Linked DNA regions of Homo sapiens: region 2 is linked to region 1. A link is a loop called in an ENCODE intact Hi-C map of the cell type or tissue named here. Cell type or tissue: dorsolateral prefrontal cortex. All regions are shown on one strand. Each heading gives the region's core, and the rest is flanking DNA. Links, peaks and the distances in the headings are about the cores only.

The links. Hi-C counts contacts between places; a loop is a spot of excess contacts. Peaks named below come from ENCODE experiments on the same cell type or tissue, not always from the same donor. Only the 100,000 strongest peaks of a DNase experiment are listed, where the experiment ranks them.
Region 2: it touches region 1 in a loop (5-fold over the local background); 4 of 110 quality-filtered maps call a loop at or near these places.

Annotation. Positions count from the first base shown.
Region 1 is chr3:144,766,566-144,774,912 of GRCh38, forward strand. No RefSeq gene overlaps it. Among named protein-coding and RNA genes, the nearest start is that of DIPK2A, 800 kb to the left of the region's middle. In dorsolateral prefrontal cortex, for the core only: a CTCF peak has its summit at 4,445 (motif pointing left); no DNase peak of the experiment used is centred there; H3K4me3 peaks cover 327 bases; H3K27ac peaks cover 3,917 bases.
Region 2 is chr3:144,659,477-144,667,823 of GRCh38, forward strand. No RefSeq gene overlaps it. Among named protein-coding and RNA genes, the nearest start is that of DIPK2A, 690 kb to the left of the region's middle. In dorsolateral prefrontal cortex, for the core only: a CTCF peak has its summit at 4,247; no DNase peak of the experiment used is centred there; H3K27ac peaks cover 5,673 bases.

The DNA.
Region 1 (8,347 bases), core at 75-8,074:
CATAGTATAAAATGAAAGACTAAGTCTGAGCAGATGAATATTAGAATGACAACCTATTGTTAGCTTCCTAGAACAGTGAAAACCATCACTGTTGTTTCCAAAGACATGTTAAACACAACAAAAATTTTTTACATAGGAAGTTTGGGAAGGGAAAGGAGAGGGATTGTGAGAGAGAGAGTGTCTGTGTGTGTGTGTGTGTGTGTGTGTGTGTGTGTGTGGAATAGACAACAGTTAACTATCATCCAAAATAGAACTCAAGGCAAAAACCAAATTGCTACAATGAGGGATATTTCATATCAACTTTCTACACTGAAGACACTTAATTATAAGGTCATTTGTAGTAAATTATCTTTTAAGAAAAATGAGATTAGATCATTAATTGAACATATTTTAAAAAATAAATTTCAAACTGAATAAATCCTAAACATTTAAAAAATCATTAAGACTACAGAACTGGGAGTAGGCCTCAGGACTTTTAGAGCCTTCTTAAATATGAAATACCAATGCAAAATGAAAAAATATTATTTTCATTGCATCATTTTTGAAAATGATAGGATAAAATACTCCATAAATATCAAAGGACATAGAAGTATGTGAGAAGATAGTTGTAATACTTACAAGAAAAAATTAATATCTGAATGTATAAAATACTGCTGTTGATTTATAAGAAATAAAAAAATATAGAAAAACTGGCAATGTAAACAAAGGTGTAAAACTTAAGACTATATAAAAAGAATATACAATATGTAAAGATTCTTGAATTTACTAGTAATCAGGAAAACAAAAATTTAAAAAACAATATGTCAGGTGATAACATTAGAAAATGTTAAAAAGATGCATCAGATCAAATGTGGGTTAGGTGGAAGGTAAATATATTTTCATATACTGTCAAGTGGGATTATAAATAAGTAAAGATTTCAAATGATAATCTGGCATGTGAACATATAATTTAATCAATCATTCATCAAAATAATGGGAATATCTATTATACAGGAATGGTATGCCAAGTATGGCATAGCCACACTGTGGAGTACTAAGCAGGTATAAAAAGAAAAATGATAGATCTTTGTGTACTGATATGAAGAGCTCTAAGATGTTAAATAAAAAACAATCAAAGGTGGATTGACATCTACAGTGTGACATCATCAGTGAAAAACACAGTAACACACATAAACGTATTTTCTATGGGTACTATGTAGACATGTAAAACATTTTTTTTAAATCTGGGTTGATACACAGAAAAAATACATTAATGTTTGTATTAATATCTATAGAAGAGACTAAATTGGAATAAAGTAGTTATTAAAAAGAAAATTTACTATTTCCATATTGGTTAAATACTTCAATATTAGGGTACATTAGTAAACTATCTTATATAATTAAAAATTAAAGCAAAATGGGCAAGATTAAAAAAGGCAAAAAAATAAGTAAAATTTAGGGGGTTGAGTCATCAGTGAGGTTTGAGTCGCTCTAACTCTAAGGAGAAACAATGTCCCTAATCCTTGCAGTTAAGAGTAAAAGGCATTGACATTATAGAAAATTTAACTATGTTTAGACTTGAGAAAGAAAGGGTTGTATACAGCTAGGCAAAGAAGAAATTTGCTGTTAGCACTTTTACATACAATTCTAAGTACACATATATTTTCAAGACATTGTGTCCTCACTTTTGTTACTCTTGACATCAGTTACTGTTATTATAGTCTTATAGGTGGTATTGAGTAAAAGAGGTGTTTCGACATTCAGAATTTCAGATGCAGAATAGATGCATAAGAAAACTCTAACATGGCCTCAATATGGAGCATTGTGATTTAGAAGTAAAATTTCCAATATGAAGGTCAGTGTTTTTTTTTTCATTGATACACGAAACTATGAACAACCATGCTTATACAAGCCATTTTGTTTGGATGTAGAATAATTGTTTTATCTTTGAGAGCAGAGACTTATTTTGAACAAAGTGTTTTCCAAAAGATTGAATATGACATACAAAACCTATCTTACACCTCTCAAAAAATGCTAAAACTAAATGGGAGGGTGCACATGAAAATGCATCCTAATATTAACTATTTGAGCATTCAATGATTTATTTGTTCAACAAATATTTGCAAAGTACCATGCACTGGATTATAGGTTCATGATACTGATTATAGGTTCATGTGCTATGGGTGAAAAGGGATGATTTAAGTAACAACCTTTGTCCTTTTGATATTTGCAACTTAATTACTTAATAAAATATGTTCTCAGGTAGACTGTAATATGATACCATGTACAACAGAAATATGATAGAAATATTTGTCTGGCTTGGTGGTGTCTTTCTTTGAGGAGGTATTTATAAGCAAAGTTTTGAAGAATGAATAGGATGCAGAGAAAAATATCAGAAGTAGAGACTCCCAATCACAAATGCTCCCCTATTTTTATACATATTGGTTTCCTACTCTTTTCTAATTTCATAGTTTTGATCATATTGTTTTCTGTCCTTGAAATGATTATCCCTTCACCTCGATGTCAACTCCTGTCTGGCAGTACTATCCAGCCACTCAGAGCCAAGTCACATGGAAATTCTTTATTATGACATCTCAGAATCGTGATCTTCCCTAACCCCATCCCATTCCTTCTTTAAACAGTTTGTACTTGATATATAACCTGCACCCGTGTCACATTCTTTTTGGCTGAACATCTCTTTAAAAGCAAGGATTATGCTTAGTTATTCCTTAGTGACATAAACAAATCCTTGCCCAGTTCTTTGCACAAGTTTGGGACTAAAAATATTTGCTGGATTAATTTTTCCTAACTTAAAGACTTATACTTTGAACATGATTAGACCCAGTATGAGACATTCATGTGTAGTGATACAAGGTACAAGTGTGTTTTGTGGGGGTGTCAAGTAAGATGGGCTCACTGTGTATGTATATAGACATAGGTTTTAGCAAGTGCATAAAGAAGGGATGTTATGCCAATTAGAAATAAAAAGTAAGATGTTGAGGGCTCTCTTATCTAAAATAGTCAGTGTTCTTTGTGTACTTTACTAAGGGTTGGGAAAGACAAGATACAGGATAGTGAAAATGCCTGTTAATGGAACATTACTTTCATTCCACAGTGTCATGGTAGTCATGGCGTGTTTTAAAAGCCATCAGTTTTCCTATTGCCATCCCCATTTAATACAGTTTAATCAGGAACTGGACTGAGTAGCTCATACTAGTCTGACTATTTTTATTCTGTAAATTATGTAAAGTCTTTGGTTTAATAATCATTGAATACTCATTTGCCCTACTTTGGGGTAAAATATTTTTAAGGAACTTCTATTCTTCAGAGTTAAGTGACAATTTATTCAGGTTTCTCAAATATATAGTTAATGTTTTATTATTTTATTTCTAATTTTGGAAAGGTAACCACTCAATAAAATTTTGTATTACCTCGAGGTAAAATTATTCAATGTAATCATTCCCTGAGTAGAAAATACCATCAGGACAAAATACACTTCTATTAAAATGTGAGTGGTATAATCAAAGACATAAAATCATTCATTAATGCAAGGGCTACATCTTATCAAAATTTTAAAAATTCCCAAACAAAAATTTCCATGAAGCACATAAAGTATCTGAAATATACAAGGGCTATATTAGGAACAAAAGCATGGACTTTATTCTCACTCACTAAAGAACTATCTAGATAATTTGTTCTTCATAAACCTTTTAAACACCAAGAAAAAACACTCATGGCATTTTCTCTTCAAAGGAGTCTTAGGAAAGTAGGCTCTGAATCAATTTCTTTTTGAAAGTTGAGCTAAATAAATTCTATTCTAAACTTCAGCTGTGCTGTGGGTGAAAAGGAAAAGCTGTTATCTGAAATGAGGTCAAGTTCATAGCTGGCCCATAGGCAACTGTTCTCAAGTATTTGAGAATTTTATTCCTGCACCTGCAATATGATAGTGCCAGAATTGCTAACTCGCCTGCCCAGCTGTCCTGTCTATCAGATGCCTAGAGTCTGCTTGTTATTATAGCACATCTAAAAGGTAGCCCAAGACAATGAAGAGAAGGCATTACCTATTTGATCTTGATTCACATCATTGTTTGCCCACTGGTGCAATGTACTATATTTAGATAGCTATGGTATGTAAAAGGATGGATCTGGATCATATAATGCAGCATAACTTATGATCAAATGGCTTGGTAATGCAATCCACATTAATCAGCACTTAGCAGTACTTAAGAAGGGTATATACTGTCTTTGACAATTTTTTGTGGTTTCTGATAAATAAATTTAGGAGACACTAAATGACTAAATCATTCATCTTGTGAAAACCAAATATGTTTCATTATTCAAATTATGATTAAAGAATTATAGAAATATCAGAGTCGTAGCAGTATCTGAATATGTCTGCATCATGAACATTCATAGGGTCTACTTGTCCAGGATGAATGACCAGTGTATGTTAGTGACCCCTGCTGTCCTAAAAGGGACATGATATTCTATGAGAAAAAGTCTCCTTTGGGTACTTGTGATGAAAATTCATTAGTCAATCTGTGGCTGAATTAATCATTCACCCTCTAAGACCTACCACTTATCTAATTGTTTCTAAGCTGACCTCTGTGCCTAGTCCTAGACCTTGAGGTTATTTAGATCTCAATGTACTTGAACCTTCTTTTGCATCTGACTTTATTGTCCTCTCCTTATCAAAACTGCCTTCTTTTGGTGTCAGAGACATAGCATCATCCTGGTTGATTTCCTACTTTATTGACTGCCCTGTTCTTTCTCCTCCACTATTTTTTCCCTCTTTCTCCAAGAAGTGGGGGGCATGCAAGAAGGGAGTACATTCTTCAAGGTTCTGTAATATCCTTCCTCTTTCATTTTTACTTCTTTCCTGATGGTGTCTCTTATAAAATTGTTTAAAAAGTCCAAACCCTTCCATCCTTCATGCCCATGTGTGTCAAATGGTGGTTTCCTTGTATTGTTTTCTCCAGAAATTGCAAAGAATGCTATTTTGATGCGTAATTACTCACACATCTGAATTTAGTTAAGTGGAGATTGTTCAGCACTATTTTTGTCTCTTTTTTTTCTCATCCTTAATGACTCCAATATATGAGATACTGGAATTTAAGAAGCTTCATTTTTCTCGGATACATGTTCCAAAAAATGTGTTTCCTGTGACCTAAGAAATGCCCTCTCTGTTTCTTCTGAGCTCAGCTTTCACTGTTCATTTTGGCTACATTCTCTCTGTGTCTGTACTTCACTGAGCCACACTGCAGGGGTGGTGATGACAGGGGAGCAGAGAAGAGAAAGAGAAAAATGCTGTTGTAATAAGAGTGAAGTTAGTGGTATAAAGTGAGAGTACAAATCTGCACCTTGTGATAGCAAAACTATTTCCTGTTTCTACACTGAATAAAAACATTTTTTTTCACTGTATATAATTCTAGCTTTCAGAAAAAGAGGCTGCCCAGTTTGAACACTGCTTGAAAACTTATTTTTCCCTGTGCATAAATTTCTGGGCCTCTAACGCTTCCTGTGCAGCATTTTTAAGCATATTCTCTTCATTCCCCACTTAGAAGTGAAGGTTTTGCTGTTAGCCAGTTTATTTCCTACACATTTAGGACATATGGACACAAAATAAGTTCACAATAACTGTGCATAGAATGAATGACCAACAATAAATAAATCAATAATTATTCCCCTTCTGGCTAATACTAAGTAAGCCCCAAATTTTGCTAATTTCACGTATTCATGGAACTGTGTATGGACTTTGTACACTCTGTTGAAATTAGTACAAGTAGAAAGAAATGTTGTGGTTTGTTTTATTCATTAGAGAGAAATAAGAAACATAATGCGAATGGAGCTTGTTAAACAGAAATTGCCAGAGCAGCAGTTAATGGCCTACTTTGCCTCCCATGGAATGTCATATCACTGTATTATTTTACTTTGGGTTTACGAAAAACAGTCATGTAAATAGTTCAGAGTGGTAGAATGAATGATTATTTAGTCAGTCTATCTTGGACAAAAGATTCCAAGAATAGTCTTTTGATAATTGCATGCACACATGCATGTACATGCACGCACACAGACACACAATACCTTCCCAAGATTTCTGCTAAAAATAGATGAGCAAAGAGCTTTTGTATAAAGCACAGTGGATTTATTTATTTCCAAATCTCTCTCTTCAGTGTCAACATGCTTCATCAATCCTGCTAAGTCTTTTTCTCTAGAGAAGACCTGTCAATATATACCTTAATGAATTGATATCATGTCAATAATTAGGCTTCTGGGACTTCTTTTTTCATCTGAAAGAATATGAAGATATTTTGTAGCTGACTTGAATGGTCAGATTTCTCCCCATTCATCAACTATCTCACAAAACATTTATTTTTATTAAATTTCAGATGATCAAATAAAATTTTAAATATACCCTGATTTATATAACTACTGAAATATCTAAGACTTTAATCTTATTTCAAGAGAGGCTTGATTTAAAATGGCCTTAGAGTGTTAGTTTAATTAACATTCATGAATTTGGAAAGTTTGGAAACAATATATTCCTTAAGGCAATTCAGCACTAAAATCACAAGTTATTACTTGAGCAGGAGAAAACATATTCAAAGAATCTTTAATTACGTTTGAAGAACAACACGGTCTCCTGTCAGACCGTGGGCAGTCTTTCATGCTCTGAACAGGGGACAATGATTCTCCCACTCTTCTCCATACTCAGTGTTTTGGTGTTCTTCCTTGCAGTTGGAACTATCTTCTTTATACAAATATATATCACATTGGAATTGATGGTGGTAATCTTTTTTTGGAAAAGATGCCAGCAGAGATTAACTTCTGAAGTCCACATAGTCAAAGTCAGGTAGTCTCTGTAACTCACTGGAAAAAAAGAATAGAACCAGGATATTCATCATAAGTGACAATAATTTACAATATTTCTGACGGTGTCAAAACATTCAGAGATTGACTGGAATCATGGTTTAATGTTGTAGGCAAGCGGTGGTGCCAAGTTGCTTAATTCTCACTTATCTATCATTATAACGCCACTGTGGAAATATGTGCTGTGTTACAGCCCATAACATTATGTTTAAAACCGACATTGATCTACTTATATTCTGTCAAAAATGTGCAGAGCATGAATAAAGAAAAAAAAAATTGTAAATAAGCAACCACTTATTTACTTAAAGGGCACCACTTCTTTAAATAAATAAGAAGATATTTCTGGTTCCTAATATTCTGATTCATTAAATTGTTAAGTACCTGAATCTTAGATTTTTCACTGTTTAAATATATTAATATGATGAGAAGACATCTCATTCTTTTTTCCCCAAGCATTCCAAGTTGACTTTGATGAAATTAGCAATTTTCAGTAAAAAGACTTTAGGAACCAATTACTTGAGTCTGTTTTTTTAGCATGTTGGTATTCAGAAAAGTAAAATTTGTTACACTTTTGTTTGATAAATGGCAGGTAAGTGCTTGTTTCTCCAATGAGTTATTAATTGTAAAGTCCATAATAGCTATTAATTTAGAAGCACAAAACACTTAAGAAACAATTCAGATAAATAAAACAATTTTATTTTTTTTTTTTGAGACAGAGTTTGGCTCTTCTTGCCTAGGCTGGAGTGCAATGGCGCAATCTAGGCTCACTGCAACCTCCGCCTCTTGCGTTCAAGCAATTCTCCTGCCTCAGCCTCCCGAGTAGCTGTGATTACAGGTGCCTGCCACCATGCCTGGCTAATTTTCTGTATTTTTAGTAGAGATGGGGTTTCACCACGTTGGCCAGGCTGGTCTCGAACTCCTGACCTCAAGTGATCCGCTCATCTCAGCCTCCCAAAGTGCTGGGATTATAGGTGTGAGCCACCGCGCCCAGCCGATAAATAAAATAATTTTAAAAGTACATCTATAAAAACTAGAATTATGAATTTCTAAAAAGATAATTTTTTTGATCTCCTGAGACAAAATGACTAGCAAAGCTGCTGACTTTGAATAGAGTGCTTTGAGGCAGCAAGTCTTGAAGGCCATTGAAAAAGCTGTGGCCCAGGCACTGCCTTAAAAGCCTTTAGAGTATGCTAACCTGATAGAATTACAGGTGTCTGCAACCTCCACGGATGCTGGTTGGAGACTATAGTAACAAAAAATTGCCACTTGGGTGTGCCAGCCTCTGAGTTTTGACGATACAGTTGCCTGAGGCAGCTACCAGATATATCTCTTTTAAATGGCGACTCCTTGATTATTTGGGCACTGGTAGAGACGATCTGATGGCTGGAGCACCACCTGTACTTCTAATCACAACCCCATCAATAAAATTGGATAGGCTCAACAGAGCTCAATTATTAAATGGAAATGGTACATTCACAATGGGGCCTGACTGGGACCC
Region 2 (8,347 bases), core at 133-8,132, 110 kb before region 1:
CTCCACAGTGGTTCTTTCTCACGCTTGGCCCACATCTGTTCCACAAGGAGCACTCATCCCCAAATCTCTTACAGCAGGGACCAGTCCACTCTTTCCCTCAATTACACTGGCACATATCAGGTTTTTTCCACGGCACCCCTTTATATGCTTATTGTGAGGAGCAGGCATTCCTCTTTTATACCAACCACTCCTTCAAAACCTCTTTTCACAAATACTCATATCTGCTCTTTTGAAATATTTACTAATGCCGTGTAAGTAAAATTTAAATAGTTGTCTAACTAATTCTTGTCCACCTATTTCCTTCTAGCCCTGTAGGGCCGCCTGTCATTTGTGCATCTGATATCATTTTTGCAAAGTCTTTGTTAGAACTTTCATTTTACCATCATATTCCACTTGTTAGCAACAGATGAGTAAATACAACTTCATTTCCTGGGTGTAAAGTGAAAGTTAAAAGTATAGGTTTAAGATCAAAGTTCTGGAGGTTAGGGCAGAGTAAGTAGAGGTTCCCATACACTTTCCTAGTTGTCTCTTAGAGGAAGAGGAAAGGCAAATTAGAAGATTTGAATCTTCTGTGAATTCAATTGTGAATTCTGTGAATCTCAATTTGAGGCTTATGTTTGGAAATTTTCAATAGCAGATGGATTCTGCAGGTGTCCCACACTCAAATCAGAGAGCTAAAATCAGAAAAGCTCCTGAATTTAAAGAATAGTAAGTCATCACTAGAGGCCAGAGGAAAGCAGGAAAGTGCTGGTCTTGTTGGCTTTACCACACCCTGGACCTATCCCTGCTACCATCTCCTCAGTATCACTACCTCTTAGGCTCAGCTGACTCCTTCACTCTGGTCATGCAGTCACCCTCAAAGGAGAAAAGGGAATAGGAAATGGAAGAATGCATATCTACTTCCTTTTTTAAAAAAATGAGTTATTTTAGTTTTAAAGAAGAGTTCCAGAAATACTGCAGGGAGTTCCCATATACCGTTAACCAGCTTCTCCTTTGGCAATGTCTTCTATAACTCCAGAATGCTTATCAAAACTGTGAAGCTGACTTTGGTGCAATATATTAACTAAAGTAAAGAGCTTATTTTGATTTTATCAGTGTTGGCACTAATGTCTTTTATCTTTTCCAAAATCCAATTTAGAATCATACATTACATTTAGTTGTCATGTCTCCTTAGCTTCCTCCAATCTGAAGCAGTTTCATATTCTGTCCACATTGTTACAGACCTTGATATCATTGATGATTATTGGTCAATTATTTTGTAGAATGTCTCTCAATTTGGGTGTGCCTCATATTTTCTCCTACTCAGATTGAGGTGATGAATTATTGGGAACGATGCAAAAAAGGTCATGTGCATCAGATCTGGAGTCATCTAAAATAACTATCCATTACTGTTGGTCCTGATCACTTGGACACCGCAATGTCTTAATCCATTTGTGTTGCTGTATCAAAAATGTGTGAAACTAGATAATTTATAAACCACAAACATGTATTTCTCATGGTTCTGGAGGCTGGGCAGTTTAACAACAAGACACCAGCAGGTTCAATGTCTGGTGAAGGCTATTATTCTCTGCTTCCAAAATGGAGCATTCTTGCTGCATCCTCCAGAGGAGACAAATGCTGTGTCTTCACATGGTGGAAGGGACAGGACAAAAAAGACCTAGCTAATTTCCTCATGACTTAATCACCTCCTAAAGACCCACCTCTTATTACTATCATACTATCACATTGGGGTTTAACTTTCAACTTGAAGTTTGGAGAGGAGACAAGCATTCACACTGTAGCAGGTGGGATATGTCAGGATTCTTTACAGTAATTTTTCTTTTCAGTCTTTGTAATTACTAAATGTTTTGGAGGAGATACTTTGAAACTAAATAAATATCTTGGTTTGGCTTAAGCTTTCTCCCTGTAATTTCTGAATTCATTAGTAGAATCTTGCCTTTAGCAATTTATTATTGTCATGTTCTAATCGTGATATTTCCATTTCTTTCATACTGAGTTCTGTGTGAATATATATTGTCATTTCTTGTAGGTAGAAAGCCAGGAGTGGGAATCTAGGTCATAAGGCAAATGCATGTAAACCGTTTAAGAAATTGCTGGAAAATGTTCCAAAGTGGCTACCATTTTTGCACTCCCACCACAAATTATTGGAGAGCTCCAATTGCTCTGCATCCTCACAGCGCATATTACCATTTTTAAAACATTTTAGTAGGTGGTTAGTAGTATCTCATTGTGATTTACTCTACATTTCCCAAATGACTAAAAATATTGAGCACATTTCCATGGTTTTTTTGTTTTTTGGGTTTTTTTATTGTTTGTTTTGTCATCCATACATCTTAATATCTTTGCTGAGTATCTGTTGAGGCCTTTAGCCTAATTTTTCACATTGGATTCTCCATTTCATTTTTGTTTCTTTTTTGAGTCTTCATTTTTTAATTGTTGACTTTTGTGAGTTTCTTATAATTTCTAGATATAATTCCTTTATGAGGATATGACATACAAATTTTAATTCCCTGTTTATAGAGAGTTCTTTTTGCTTTTGCTGATCAATATATTTCACAGGGCAAAATGTTTTAATTTTTGATTACTTCTAGTTTTCCAGTGTTTTAATGGATTGTACTCTTAGTGTTGTATTTAAAAAAATGGTTTGCCTAAGCCAGTGTCATGCAGGTTTTTTTTCTAGAACATTTATGTTTTATATTTAGGTCTATGTAATTTGAGCTAATTTTTGTATAATGTGTGATGTGTCCAGATTGATTTTTTTGCATACAGATGTATAGATGTTTATATGTCCCAACAACGTTTGTTGAAATACCATTCTTTCTTTCAATTTCTTTTGCATATTCATTAAAGATTATTTGACTATTGCTGTGTGTGTGTGTGTTTCTGGATTCTGTATTGTAATTCATTGATCTATGTGTAAATCATGAAATCAGGTAGTGGACTTCAACAGCTTTGTTCTTATTTTTCAAAATTACATTGATTATTTTAGTTGCTTTTGCTTTTCCACAATAATTTTAGAATCTTCTTGTTAATACAGATAGAACACTACCATGATTTTGATTGAGACTGTGTTGAATCTGTAGATCAAACTGGATAGAATTTACCCCTTGAAAATAGCTTCAAGTCCATAAACAGAGTATCTTTCTTTATTAATGTAGCTTTTCTTTAATTTCCTCCTCAGTATTGTCACTATTATCATACAATTCTATAGATAATTTGTTGGAGTTATATCTTTTTCCTTTCTGTTCTTTTATTCCTTCTCTTTGTATTAGTTTTCTAGGGCCACCCTAACAAAAACTAGGTGGCTCAAACAATATAAATTAATTTTCTCTCAGTTCTGGAGACTAGAAGTCCAAGATCAAAGCGTCAGCAGGTTTCTCCCGAGGCCTCTCTCCTTGGCTTGTAGGTGGCTGCCTTCTTGCTGTGCCTTCACATGGTCATTCCTCTGTATAAACTCACACTTGATGCCTCCCTGTGTGTCCAAACTTCCTCTTCTGACAAGGAGACCAGTCAAACTGGATTAGGGCACATGTTAATGACCTCATTTTAACTTAATCTCCTTTTTAATCATTCTAAATGCAGCCACATTTTACTACCGGGGGTGAATTTGGATCAATTCAACTACAACACTTTCCTTTCTTCCTTTCTTCATTCCTGCCTCCCTCCTCTTACAAATACTATTGTAAATGGTTTAATAATAAATTTAAATTTTCCTTGCTAATGTCTAGAAATACCATTGATTTTTATGATGCTTTGTATACTAAATAGTATTGCTTTTTGTCCTTTTTTTTCTATAAGAGCTATAAACTTACTAATCAATTATTTGAAATTTCCTGTCAGAGCTGTGTTATATCTGAGACTAATTCTTAGGATCATGTTGTCTCTTCAGATTCTGTTTCTTCTTGCCTTTTTATGCCTTATAATTTTTTTTTAGGCAGCCATTGTATGTGGGACAAGTAAAATGTAGAAAGTTTTCGTGTCTGGGTATGTGTATTCTTTTTCTTCCACCAGACTTTTACAGTGGAGATTTATTTAATATATTTAACAGTTGGACTAGGTTTGATATTTGTTGTTGCTATGGTTACACTCACTGCACATTAGATTTCAAATTTCTGTAGCAATATCTAGTCGGTAGGGTGGAGGATGGTTTGCCAGAGCAACATCTGTTTGATTCTGAGATTTAGAGCTTCCATTTGTGTTATGCCTCAAAGAGAGTATAGACGTGTTTTTGTTTTTCTCTTGCAACTCTTTTTAACAGTAATCTATTGTCACTTGTTATTTGTCACTTGTTGGCTTATAGTAAGTGGTGTGATCACTGTTTTTCTGACTACGTTTCAGTCTTAGGCATGCATTGTATCCCTGAGTCTATGAGGCTTGTGGTTCTTGGTTCTTTCGGTCTTCACTCAACTACAGTTGGAGGTTCAGCACATAATGTTGCCCCTCAGCAGGAATAGGATGTTTTCTCCTCCTATTCCCTTTCCAAATGTAGTGAATTTTTGCCAGTGCTCTAAGGACAGCAATTGCTCTTGCCCTTCCCAAAGATAAAGACTCATGTTCTGTAGTGTAGAAAGGCAATAGTATGGGTTGACTTGTGCTCCCCAAAAAAACATGGATTGGAGTCCTAAATTCCATTACCTCAGAAAATAACCTTATTTGGAGACAGAATTTTTATGAAGTAGTAAAAATGCAAATAAGCAAACATTAAAATAAGGTCATTGGGGTGGGTCATAATTCAATATGACTAATGTGCTCTTGAAAGGGAAAAGCATTAGACACAGAGACAGACATGCACAAAGGGAGAATGCCATGTGAACATGAAGGCGGAGATTGGGGTTATTTGTCTACAAGCCAGTGAATGCCAGCAACCACCAGAGAGACAGAAATAAAAATGATTTTTCCTCAAAGTCAACAGAAGAATTCAACCCGAATGACACTTTGATCTTGGACTTCTAACCTCCAGAACTATGATACAATACATTTCTGTTATTTTGGTTACCTACATTGGGTGGTAGTTTTCTATGGCAGCCCTAGCAATTTATTACACAACATACCACCTTTGGTAAATGTTTTGTCCTCCAACATGGTTTTTCTTCTCTTCCCTTAAGGGTACCTCTTTTCTTGGGTCTGTTTCCATTTTTTTTTTCTGTGAGTACCTGATGTAGTTTGTGAGGGAATGTATTAGTTTATTCTCACACTGCTAGTAAAGACATACCAGAGGCTGGGTAATTTATAAAAGAAGGAGGTTTAATTGATTCACAGTTCCATGTAGCTGGGGAGGCCTCACAATCATGGTGGAAGGTGAATGAGGAGCAAAGTCACATCTCACATGGCAGCAAGCAAGAAAGCTTACTACCTCCCATTAGATCCCTCCAACGACACATGGGAATCATGAGAGCTACAATTCAAAATGAGATTTGGGTGGGAACACAGCTAAACCATATCATTCCACCCCTGGTCCCTCCTAAACCTCATGTTCTCACATTTCAAAACCAATCATGCCTTCCCAACACTCCCCCAAACTCTTACCTCATTTCAAAATTAACTCAAAAGTCCACAGTCCAAAGTTTCATCTGAGACAAGGCAAGTGCCTTCTGCTTAAGAACCTGTAAAATCAATTGCAAGTTAGTTATTTCCTATACACAATGCAGGTACAGGCATTGTGAAAATATGACCATTCTGAATGGGAGAAATTGGTCAAAACAAAGGTGCCACAGGCCCCATGCAAATCTGAAATCCAATGCAGCAGTCAAATCTTAGAGCTCCAAAATGATCTCCTTTGACTCCATGTCTAACATCCAGGTCACGCTGATGCAAGAGGTGTGTTCCCATGGTCTTGGACAGCTCTGCCGCTGTGGCTTTCCAGGGTACAGCCTCTCTCCTGGCTGCTTTCATGGGCTGGTGTTGAATGTATATGGCTTTTCCGAGTACACGGAGCAAGCTGTCAGTGGATCTACGATTCTGGGATCTGGAAGACAGTGGCCCTCTTCTCACAGCTCCACTAGGCAAGTGCTCCAGTGAGAACTCTGTAGGGGCCTCACACCCCACACTTTGCTTCTGCACTATCCAAGCAGAGGTTCTCCATGAGGGATCTGCCCCTGCAGCACACTTCTCTCTGGACATCCAGGAGTTTCCATACATCCTTTGAAATCTAGGCAGAGGTTTCTGAACCTCAATTCTTGACTTTTCTGTACCCAGATGCTCAACACCACATTTAAGCTGCCAAGGCTTGGGGATTACACACTCTGAAGCAGCACTGTGAGCTTGACTTTGGCCCCTTTTAGCCATAGCTGGATCTGAAGCAACTGGGACACAGGGCACCATGTCCTGAGGCTGCATAGAGCAGGGGTCCCTGGGCCTGGCCCAGGAAGCCATTTTTTCCTCCTAGGCCTCCAGGCCTGTGATGGGAGGGGCTGCCACAAAAGTCTTTGACATGCACTGGAGACATTTTTCCTATTGTCTTGTTGATTAATATTTGACTCCTCGTTACTTATGCAAATTTCTGCAGCTGCTTCAATTTCTCCCCAGAAAATGGGTTTTTCTTTTCTACCACATGGTCAGGCTGCAAATTTTCCAAACTTTTAAAGAAATTATTTCCCCCAGATACCCTAAATTATCTCTCTCAAATTCAAAGTTCTACACATCTCTAGGGCAGGGGCAAATGCTGCCAGCCTCTTTGCATAGCAAGAGTCACCTTTACTCTAATTCCCAACAAGTTCCTCATCTCCATCTGAGACCATCAGAGCCTAGACTTTAATGTCCATATCACTATCAGCATTCTGGTCAAAGCCATTCAACAAGTCTCTAGGAAGATCCAAACTTTCTCACATTTTCCTGTCTTCTTCTGGGTCCTCCAAACTGTTCCAACCTCTGCCTGTTACCTAGTTCCAAAGTTGCTTCTACATTTTCGGGTATCTTTACAGCAGCACCCCACTCTACTGGTGCAAATTTACTGTATTAGTCTGTTCTCATGCAGCTAATAAAGACATACCCAAGAGTGGGTAATTTATAAAGGAAAGAGGTTTAATTGACTAACAGTACCACATGACTGGGGAGGCCTCACAACCATGGCGGAAGGCAAAAGAGGAGCAATGTCACCTCTTACATGGCAGCAGGCAAGAGAGCTTGTGCAGGGTAATTACCATTTATAAAACCATCAGCTCTCATCAGAATTATTTACTACCACTAGAACAACACAGGAAAAATCCCACCCACATGATTAAATTACCTCTCACCGGGTCCTTCCACAACACATGGGAATCACATGAGCTGCTATTCAAGGTGAAACTTGGGTGGGAACACAGCCTAACCATAACAAGTAAGAACCTAAAGAAAGGTCTTGACTCCCCAGTTTCTTGATCTTCTAGGGATTTCACATTGTTCAACAGTCTGCACTCAGTCTTTACCAATTTGCCAATTATTCTAGCTGAACTCTTCTTACGAGTATCCAATTCCATCAACCTAAGTTTGGTGTTGTGTCCTTGTGCATCCTCCCCCTGCATGCATTGCCTCTCCTGATGGGTGCCAGTTGGTTGCACTGTGAACTCAACTCAGCTCTTTGATGGGATCCAAACAAGTCATTAATTTGAATGACTTAGTTTAGCTCTTATTCATTGTTAAGGTGGAGTTAGTAGTAAAAAAAAAAAGTGGTCTTCTAGCTCTGTATATCTCAGGGCAGAATCTAGAAGCCCTGTTTCCTGTTTAGGGGTGCATAAAACGCTTTTAGAAGATTATGAAGGGTTATTTTTGTTGCCTATTTTTTGTTAGTTTTATATTGTCTTACCTCATCCTGTGATATAAAAGTTCTTTTGCTCAATGTGAAACAATTTTTAAACCTTAATTCAAAGTTTAGAAAATTCAAATCATCAGTATTTATTTTTTCCATCTCTGTTTCTTGTATCCTACATCTATTTCTTTTTATTATTCACTTGCTTTTGTTATGTTTGCTTTGCTACAATATACCCTCAAATGTTTTTGTTTTACCTGAAAGGGAGTGAATTTTTAAGTTATTTTACTTCTAAGACAGTATATTTCGCTTTTAAGATTAATTGATGCTTTGCCTAGATAAATAATTTTACATGAAAGCAATCTCTCAGAGCTTTATAAACACCACTATCAGTACAATAACTACTTGAAGACAAAGTTGAACATTATTCTTTTCTCTTTGTTTTAAATATCTTCTGGCTTCTGGTGGCATTTTTTACTTCTTTGGAATGTTTCCATTAGGAAACTCTAAATTCCAGTAAAATTTGACACAATCTACTCCAAATTATATATTAATGTCATCGGTCAGTTATTGTCTGCCGATAAGACATTTATAAAAGACAAAAATTTAAAATTTAAAGAATAG